Regions from separate parts of the Homo sapiens genome. Here region 1 is linked to region 2. Evidence: read pairs that join two places in POLR2A ChIA-PET (ENCODE). Cell type or tissue: K562. All regions are shown on one strand.

The links. ChIA-PET counts read pairs that join two places held together with the same protein. Peaks named below come from ENCODE experiments on the same cell type or tissue, not always from the same donor. Only the 100,000 strongest peaks of a DNase experiment are listed, where the experiment ranks them.
Region 1: POLR2A ChIA-PET joins it to region 2 with 6 read pairs; 2 of 35 experiments call an interaction of 5 or more read pairs at or near these places.

The regions. Positions count from the first base shown.
Region 1 is chr1:15,277,790-15,281,789 of GRCh38, reverse strand. The region is part of intron 3 of FHAD1 (forkhead associated phosphopeptide binding domain 1); the gene reads right to left. Among named protein-coding and RNA genes, the nearest start is that of FHAD1, 33 kb to the right of the region's middle. In K562, no CTCF peak of the experiment used is centred here; a DNase peak (open chromatin) is centred at 2,039; H3K27me3 peaks cover 1,857 bases.
Region 2 is chr1:14,901,098-14,905,097 of GRCh38, reverse strand. The region is part of intron 1 of KAZN (kazrin, periplakin interacting protein); the gene reads right to left. All of the region lies in intron 1 of LOC107985469 (a long non-coding RNA gene), which reads left to right. Among named protein-coding and RNA genes, the nearest start is that of TMEM51-AS1, 250 kb to the left of the region's middle. In K562, no CTCF peak of the experiment used is centred here; no DNase peak of the experiment used is centred here; H3K27me3 peaks cover 515 bases.

The DNA of each region.
Region 1 (4,000 bases), 380 kb before region 2:
TCTCCTTTTTTTTTTTTTTTTTTTTTTTTGAGACAGTGTCTCACTCTGTCACCCAGGCTGGAGTGCAGTAGCGCGATTTTAGCTCACTGCAACCTCCGTCTCCTGGGTTCAAGCGATTTTTATGACTCAGCCTCCCGAGGAGCTAGGATTACAGGCATGCACCACCACACCTGGCTAATTTTTTGTATTTTTAGTAGAGACGGGGTTTTGCCATGTTGGTCAGACTGGTGTCAAACTCCTGGCCCCAAGTGATCCACCCACCTTGACTTCCCAAAGTGCCAGAATTACAGGTGTGAGCCACCATGCCTGGCCAGGTTATTTAATTAAAAAACAAAAACAAAACTCTTTTAAGGGACCTTTGAGTTACCAGAAAAAAATAATACAAAATCCACATGGAACCACTAATGTCGCTTATTCATACAGGTAGTCCTCTAGGTCTACTTTCAGCCTCTACTTCCTCTGATCTTACTCAATTTTACCCTAATAACTACACAATTACAAGGACAGGAAGGGGCAAGAAAGAAGGGGGAAAGGAGGCACACTGATCCCAGCAGAGAGCAGGAACTGACTGCCAGACCCTAAAACGCAGACAGAAGAGCCCCAGGGCAGCAGAGGGTGCTATGTGCGGCCCAGGAAGACAGCCTTCTCCATCTCAACAGCCCCTGGCGGGTGCCAGGATTCAAAATGGGGCAATAATTCTAAGTCTCCAAGAAAAGGATCAATTATGTCTAGGATTTTCCATTCCAGAAATTGGGATTATACATGTTAGAACACAGAACAGCCAAGTTACATACTATTTCCACGTTTTAGAACTTAAAGAAGTAGGTCCCTTTGAGCTATTCAAAAAGGCCATTTATCTGGATTTTGGCCAGGTGGGTTAGGGGACACCTAAGTGCATTCTGGCCCATCTTACTTTCCATCTTTGTAAACCTTCTAGCTTAAAGTTTTCCTTTTCCTTTAAGTTCTAATTCATTTCCTGGTCAGTCCATAAAATGGGAAAGAGAATCTAAGGAGAAAACACTTAGATGTTTGCAAACTGCGTTTTCTACCCTAGACTCGGCCTGCTGGAGCTCAGTCTTGCCAGATTGAGTGACTGAATGAACCAATGCATGATCAACTAACTTAGGAAAAGCGGCGATGTGGCTGCAGTTTGGGAAGAGTGTGACCTGCAGGAAACAGCCACGGTTGATCCCTGGGGTTTTGGGCCGGGTCGTCCGTGTTCTGTTTCACCAGGATGCTAAGGCTTCCACCTGCGCTCCTCCCTGCAGTCCCCTAGGCTGTCTGCACACTCTGTAGACATCTGAGGAGGAAGCAAACTTCAGGAGTCCTTCTGTGTTTTTGCCGAGGACATTGTGCCTGAGGCTGTCTGCTGCCCCATGCCCTCCACTTCATGGGCTTTGGAAAATGTCCTTTGATATAAAAAAACCTGGTCTCAGGATCTTTCATCACATCAGCAGGTCCCCTCCAAGAGCTGTAACAGCACAGTGTAGAGGAAAATACTACACGATCGGGATGGGAGATGACAAAGCTTGGCTATCGAGACGTTTCTTCTGAAGTGTGCCATGCTCTCTGGTTCTTTGTTCAATCCCCAGTTACTCGGCCTGGTTACAGGCAAAGCCACATTCTTCTCAAGAACGGGGAGTACTTAACGGTCCCATGAAGATGGGAACTGCCACCTTCCCTGGGATGGATGACTAAACCCCCAACTCTGTGTCCTTCTCATCATACACCGAGGAGAAAAACAAGCCACGCTACTTCCTTGGAGACCTGCCTGGAACTTCCCTGATAGAGAATGGATTATTCATCATTTTCTTACCCCAAGCTCCTAGCACGGAATCTCATTACGGAGGCTCAGCTTAGGTAGGAGGAATGCTTTCTTGCCATGGGCTTTTTTTTTGTTTTTCCTCCCTACATTGCATCCATCTCCTGCATGGGTGTGGGGGAGACACCCCTCCCTCCCACAATGGGGCTCATCCCCTCCACTCCAGGGGAGGGAGTATGCCCCAGGCCTGGCCAGTCAGAGCATTCCATGTCTCTGGCCTCACTGATTGGTTCGGGGATAGTCATGTGATCCAAACGAAGCCAATGAAGACGCTTGCTCTTTTCCTAGAGCTGCTGAGTTTGGAAGGTGCTGGGGTTGCCAGTGGCCACCTCATTACAGGTGGGGCAAGAATCTGCTTGAGACTGTGAAGCTCACAAAGATGAAAGAGATTCCTTTTTTTTTTTTTTTTTTTTGAGTTTTAAGGATCGGAAAGTTTAATAGGCAAGAAAGAAGGAAGAAGACAGAAGGAAGAAACTCCCGGTACAGAGAAAGAGGGAGGGGGGGCTCCAAAGCCGAGAGAGGTAACCCTAACAGACAGATTCCTGAGCATCCCTTGAGCACCTGGATCTAGCCAGGCCTGAAGCTGATGCTTCTGGCCTTTTCAGTTACATGAAAAATAACTTCAGCTACTTCTTCTTCTCCTTCTTTTGCTTAGGCTAGTCTGAGTTGGGTTTCTGACACTTGCAAACAGTAAAATTTCCTGGAAAATATGCTTATTGACACTTGAGCACAAATATCACTATGTACTTAGAATGAAAGGTGTTAATGCGAGTTCTGACTTGTTTGAGTAAAACCCACCAGGCTATAATCATGCACCAAATTTACCTTTAAACTTGTAAGAGTAAAGCAGTGGCCCCAGAGAAGAAGTGACTTAAGACCAAGGAACCAACCACAGGTAGTAAAACATTAGGTGGAGAAATTTGGAACAAATAAACAGTTCTCTAGCTACAGCAGCCTCTGGACTATAAACCTCAAATTTCTGTTTCAAAAGTTATCCCAGGGAAAACATTCCAAAGTTTTAAAAAAAAACTTCCAGTTGAAGAAACAGGTAAAATTTATAAATATTCATCTCTTGTGTATATTATACATTAATGTCAAGCATATTTATCAGATGTATCAATATGATTATATTACTATATATGCAAATGCATATACATGTATGTGTATATTTAGAACCACATATCTCCAAGTTCTGTTTTAAAGAGGTAATGAAGGCGGGTAATCCCAGCACTTTGGGAGGCCAAGGTGGGCAGATCACCTGAGGTCAGGAGTTCCAGACCAGCCTGGCCAGCATGGTGAAACTGCGTCTCTACTAAAAATACAAAAATTAGCTGGGCATGGTGGCACACACCTGTAATTCCAGCTACTTGGGAGGCTGAGGCATGAGAATTGCTTGAACCCAGGAGGCAGAGGTTGCTGTGAACTGAGATCGTGCCACTGCACTCCAGCCTAAGCAACAGAGTGAGACTCCGTCTCAAAAAAAAAAAAAAAAGAGGTAATGAAGACTGTTCAAAGCGTATTTTCCCTTTTTCCTATTCCTCAGTTAACTAAGTAAACTATTAACCAGCGCAGTTCCTAGCAGATAGTGGGGGCATTCATTCTTTCTCCTATCCCCAGAATCTCCTATCCTCCTTTTTAGCCCTTCTTTCAGACACTGGGTAAATGAAAGAGGCAGAATAGCATAGTGTTATGAGTGGAGGTTGGTAAACTTTTGCTAAGAGAGCCAGAGAGTAAATATTTTTGGCTTTGTGTGCCATATGATCTCTGTCTACTCAACTCTGCCATTGGAGCAGAAAAACACTGGTGGGCATGGAGGTGTTACAATAAAACTTTATTTATAAAAACAGGAGATGGTCTGAATTTGGCCCATGGGATGTAGTCTGCCGACCTCTGGTTAAGAACATGGGATTTAGAATTAAGCAGAATTGGTTAATCTACCTCCTCTGCCTCCTACCATCTATAACCCCGAAAAATGTGTTACGTTTTGTGCCTCACCTGTAAAATGGAGATGACAACAGATACTTCTTACTTTGCGAGAACTAAATGAGATCATATATATTAAGTACTTAGGACACTTCCTGGTACGTATAGTAAATGCTCATTAAACATTAGCCGCCAGACATTATCATCACCATCAAAAAAGAAACTGCAAGGGGGGAACTGAGTTTGTCCAGGAAC
Region 2 (4,000 bases):
GAAGGAGCGAGACTCTGTCTCAAAAAAACAAAAACAAGGCTGGGCATGGTGGCTCACGCCTGTAATCCCAGCACTTTGGGAGGCCGAGGTGGGCGGATCACGAGGTCAGGAGATTGAGACCATCCTGGCTAACACCGTGAAACCCCATCTCTACTAAAAATACAAAAAATTAGCCAGGTGTGGTGGCCAGCGCCTGTAGTTCCAGCTACTTGGGAGGCGGAGGCAGGAGAATGGTGTGAACCCGAGTGGCGGAGCTTGCAGTGAGTGGAGATCGCACCACTGCATCCCAGCCTGGGTGACACAGCGAGACTCCATCTCAAAAAAACAAAAACAAAAACAGAAACAAAAACACCAAAGTGCATTTCCTGCCCCACAGAGAAGAGCAGGCTTTGGGGCCAGTGGCACATGGAGGAAGATGCCGTTATTCCAGATGGGTGGGAAATGACTCAGTTTGTACCTGGTGGTGAGACCTGAGCACTGGCTTCTCTAGTCGGGAATCTGACATGTGGCGCACGGGCCTGTCTGTGCTGCTGCCTGGAGTGCGTGCAGACATCTGCAGTGGCACATACAGGGGGACGTCCCGCATCTTACAAGCTGACGTCCATGTGGCAGCTGGGGTGTCTCTTGTTTGGAACTGGGTAGCAAAGCTGTACCTGCAGCTAGAACTCAGCATTGCAACAAGCATTTATTAGGCATCTACCATGTGCCAGATTTTTATAGGCGTTGGTCTCCTCTAATTCACAATCCAAACCCTGCAAAGTGAGGCAATTCTTTTTTTTTTTTTTTTTCTTTTGAGACGGAGTCTCGCTCTTTCGCCCAGGCCGGACTGCAGTGGCGCTATCTCGGCTCACTGCAAACTCCGCCTCCCAAGTGAGGCAATTCTTAAACCCATTGCATGAATAAGGAAAATTGAGGCACGTGGGAAGGAAAGAATTTCCATAACAGGCCATACAACTAGGAAGTGGCTGAGCTGAGGTTGGAACGTGAGTCTGCTAACTCAAGACTGAGCCTCTAGGCCAACTAGCTAATCAGGTGACTAACCAACCCGTTGACCAGTGAACGTCCCCTGGTCTACACATTCACTGGCTGCCTGCTGGTGCCAGGCACTGGAAGCAAGGGGAGATTAAGACAGAATGCTGCCCTCGCTGTCTGGCCTTCCGCAGTCTGCTTCTCATCCTGGGGCTTTATTTGTCTCCTCTGCAAAATGGAACAATCATGCTGCTCCCTTATAGGGTTAAGTGAGCAAATACATGTAAAAGCACTTAGAACACCATCTGCCAGAGTTAGCATTCAATACATGTAACCTACTAAGGTTAGATTAATGGGATCGCGACTTTAAAAATTAAATTGTGGTCTCTATTATGTTTTAAAATTGATTTTAAAGCAAGGCCACTCTTTGCAAAGCCTGTACCCAGGGATGGTGGAGAGTGTGGTGAGCTTGTCTTTCATTACAGCAAATAGATTCTCACATCATCCCTATCTTTAGCCACAAGGAAACAACAAAGCAGACCCCGGCCTTACATTCTCGGCCTCCTCTGCCCATCTGGCAAATGTACTAAGGAGGAGGGGTCCAGCCCTCTCCCCGGATCCTCTGAGTGCCCAATGGCAAAGTGTGCCCCCTCTGGCTAAAGGAAGAGTACCCCAGGACAGAGGGAAGTGGCACAGATGGCCCGCTCTGCTGCCAGGGCCCCAGTGTGCCCACCTGAAAGGCTGGGACGAAAGTGAAATTGGCACTTGTGGCTGAGGCTTGACCGGCCCCAGGGACACTGCTCAAAGCGGGCCACTTCACAACCTCTTTCTTGAAACGTAGTTTGGGTCCTGTGTTTGGGTTTACAAGCATGGAGACGCTATCAGCAATTTTTTTCTTGCCTTCCCTATACTTGGCATCCTAAGTGGGTGATCAGAGAGACCACCACAGAAATAAGAGGCGGCCAGGTGTGGTGGCTCACACCTGTAATCCCAGCACTGTGGGAGGTGGAGGCGGGTGGATCACTTGAGGTCAGGAGTTTGAGACCAGCCTGGCCAACATGGTGAAACTCCATCTCTACTAAAAATACAAAAATTAGCTGGGCGTGGTGGCAGGTGCCTGTAATTCCAGCTACTTCAGGAGGCTGAGGCAGGAGAATTGCTTGAACCTGGGAGGTGGAGGTTGCAGTGACCCAAGATCATGACATGCACTCCAGCTTGGGTGACAAGAGCAAAACTCCATCTTAAAAAAAAAAAAAAAGGAAAGGAAGGAGGAACAAAAGATTATTTATACTATGTGTCTACAAGGACAATTGCCTCAATTTTCTAAATCCTCCCTCCCCTCAAAAAGCAGGACATTCACTGCTCAGAGGGCCTACCTGTCCACCTGTCCACACCTTTTATTCTGGGTGGGCAGCCCTGGCAGCTCCCACCCCTCTCACTGAGTTTGGTACCAGAACTTTTGCTGTATTCACATGGACTTAATGATGCCACTTTCCAAAATGTCTGTAAAGCTGGTAAAAGGAACTGTATTTTTCTGGCTCTAGCTGAATATTAGCCTCCCCTTGGAAACACCATGGAAGATTTAAAAAAATTGCAGTTCTGGCTGGGCGCGGTGGCTCACGCCTGTAATTCTAGCACTTTGGGAGGCCGAGGCAGGTGGATCACGAGGTCAGGAGATCAAGACCATCCTGGCTAACACGGTGAAACCCCGTCTCTACTAAAAAAATACAAAAAAATTAGCCGGGTGTGGTGGCGGGTGCCTATAGTCCCAGCTACTCAGGAAGCTGAGGCAGGAGAATGGCGTGAACCCGGGAGGCGGAGCTTGCTGTGAGCCGAGATCGAGCCACTGCACTCCAGCCTGGGTGACAGAGCGAGACTCCATCTTAAAAAAAAAAAAAAAATTGCAGTTCTCAGAACTTCGGATTTTCTAGTCTATAAATTTATGTCCATCAAAGCATGTCTTAAATCCTCATCTGCTCCCAGCACCCTTGCATAAGCAGCGTTTTCAAGTGCGTGCACGGAACTGTGTTAGCACGGGACTCCTGGGGGCCTCCCACCTCGCTAGGTGCCTGTGTCTTTAACGTGCCCGGTGGGTTGGCCATCTCTGTGTCTGCATACACATCTGCATAAGTTGCCTTTACCAGTTTTATTAGCAGAAATTGCCTGCCACTGCTGGAGGCCCTTGCAGCACTCAAGAGAGGTGGCTTCAGGACCACCTCCTGAGAGCTTCGTTGTATTTCATGTATATTTCCCCAAATATATCAGCATCTGACCCTTGGCTTCTGGGAGAAAGACAGAGGCGGAACCCTGGCCGCCCCAGAGAGAGGCAGCTGTGGGGGCAGAGATGTAACAACCCTTTGAACCTTGACCTTGGACGCCAGGCTGTCCGGGAGCTTCTCCCACAATGGCTGTTTTGGGGATGTGACCTGGATGGACCCATCTGCTAGCAAATCCTGTCTGTTTTACCTCCAAAAAGTATCTGGAATTCCAGGGCTTCTCACCACCTCAACTGCTGCCACCCTCGTCTGAGCTGCCATTATCTCTCCCCTGGACGATCACAGCAGCCTCCTGCTGGCCTCTCCACCCCCATCTGACTCCCTGCCCATTCTCCACCCAACAGCCAGACTTATCAGCACTCAGACCATGTGACTCCCCTGCCTGGGGTCCTCCACTGGCTTCCCATTGCTCGGTGGATAAAATCTGAACTCCTGGATGTGGCATAAACAGCATCATCTGTCCCCTGCCTCCCACCACCCCTACTCCATCCTTTCTTATTTTCGATTTCACTCACTCATCTCCACTGGGCTTCTTGTTATCCCGTAACTAAGCTAAGCTGCTTCCCACCTTGGGGACTTGTCACCTGCTGCACCTTCTACCTGGAGAGCTCTTTCCCCGTCCGACAGATGCCATTCAGGTCTACGTCAGGTGCCAGCTCTCCAGGGGACCTTCCCCAGCACCTTCTCTGAAGCCTTCCCCCAGTTGTCCCCGACCAGTTTTTGTCATAGCACTGATGCTTCCCTGAGATCATTTG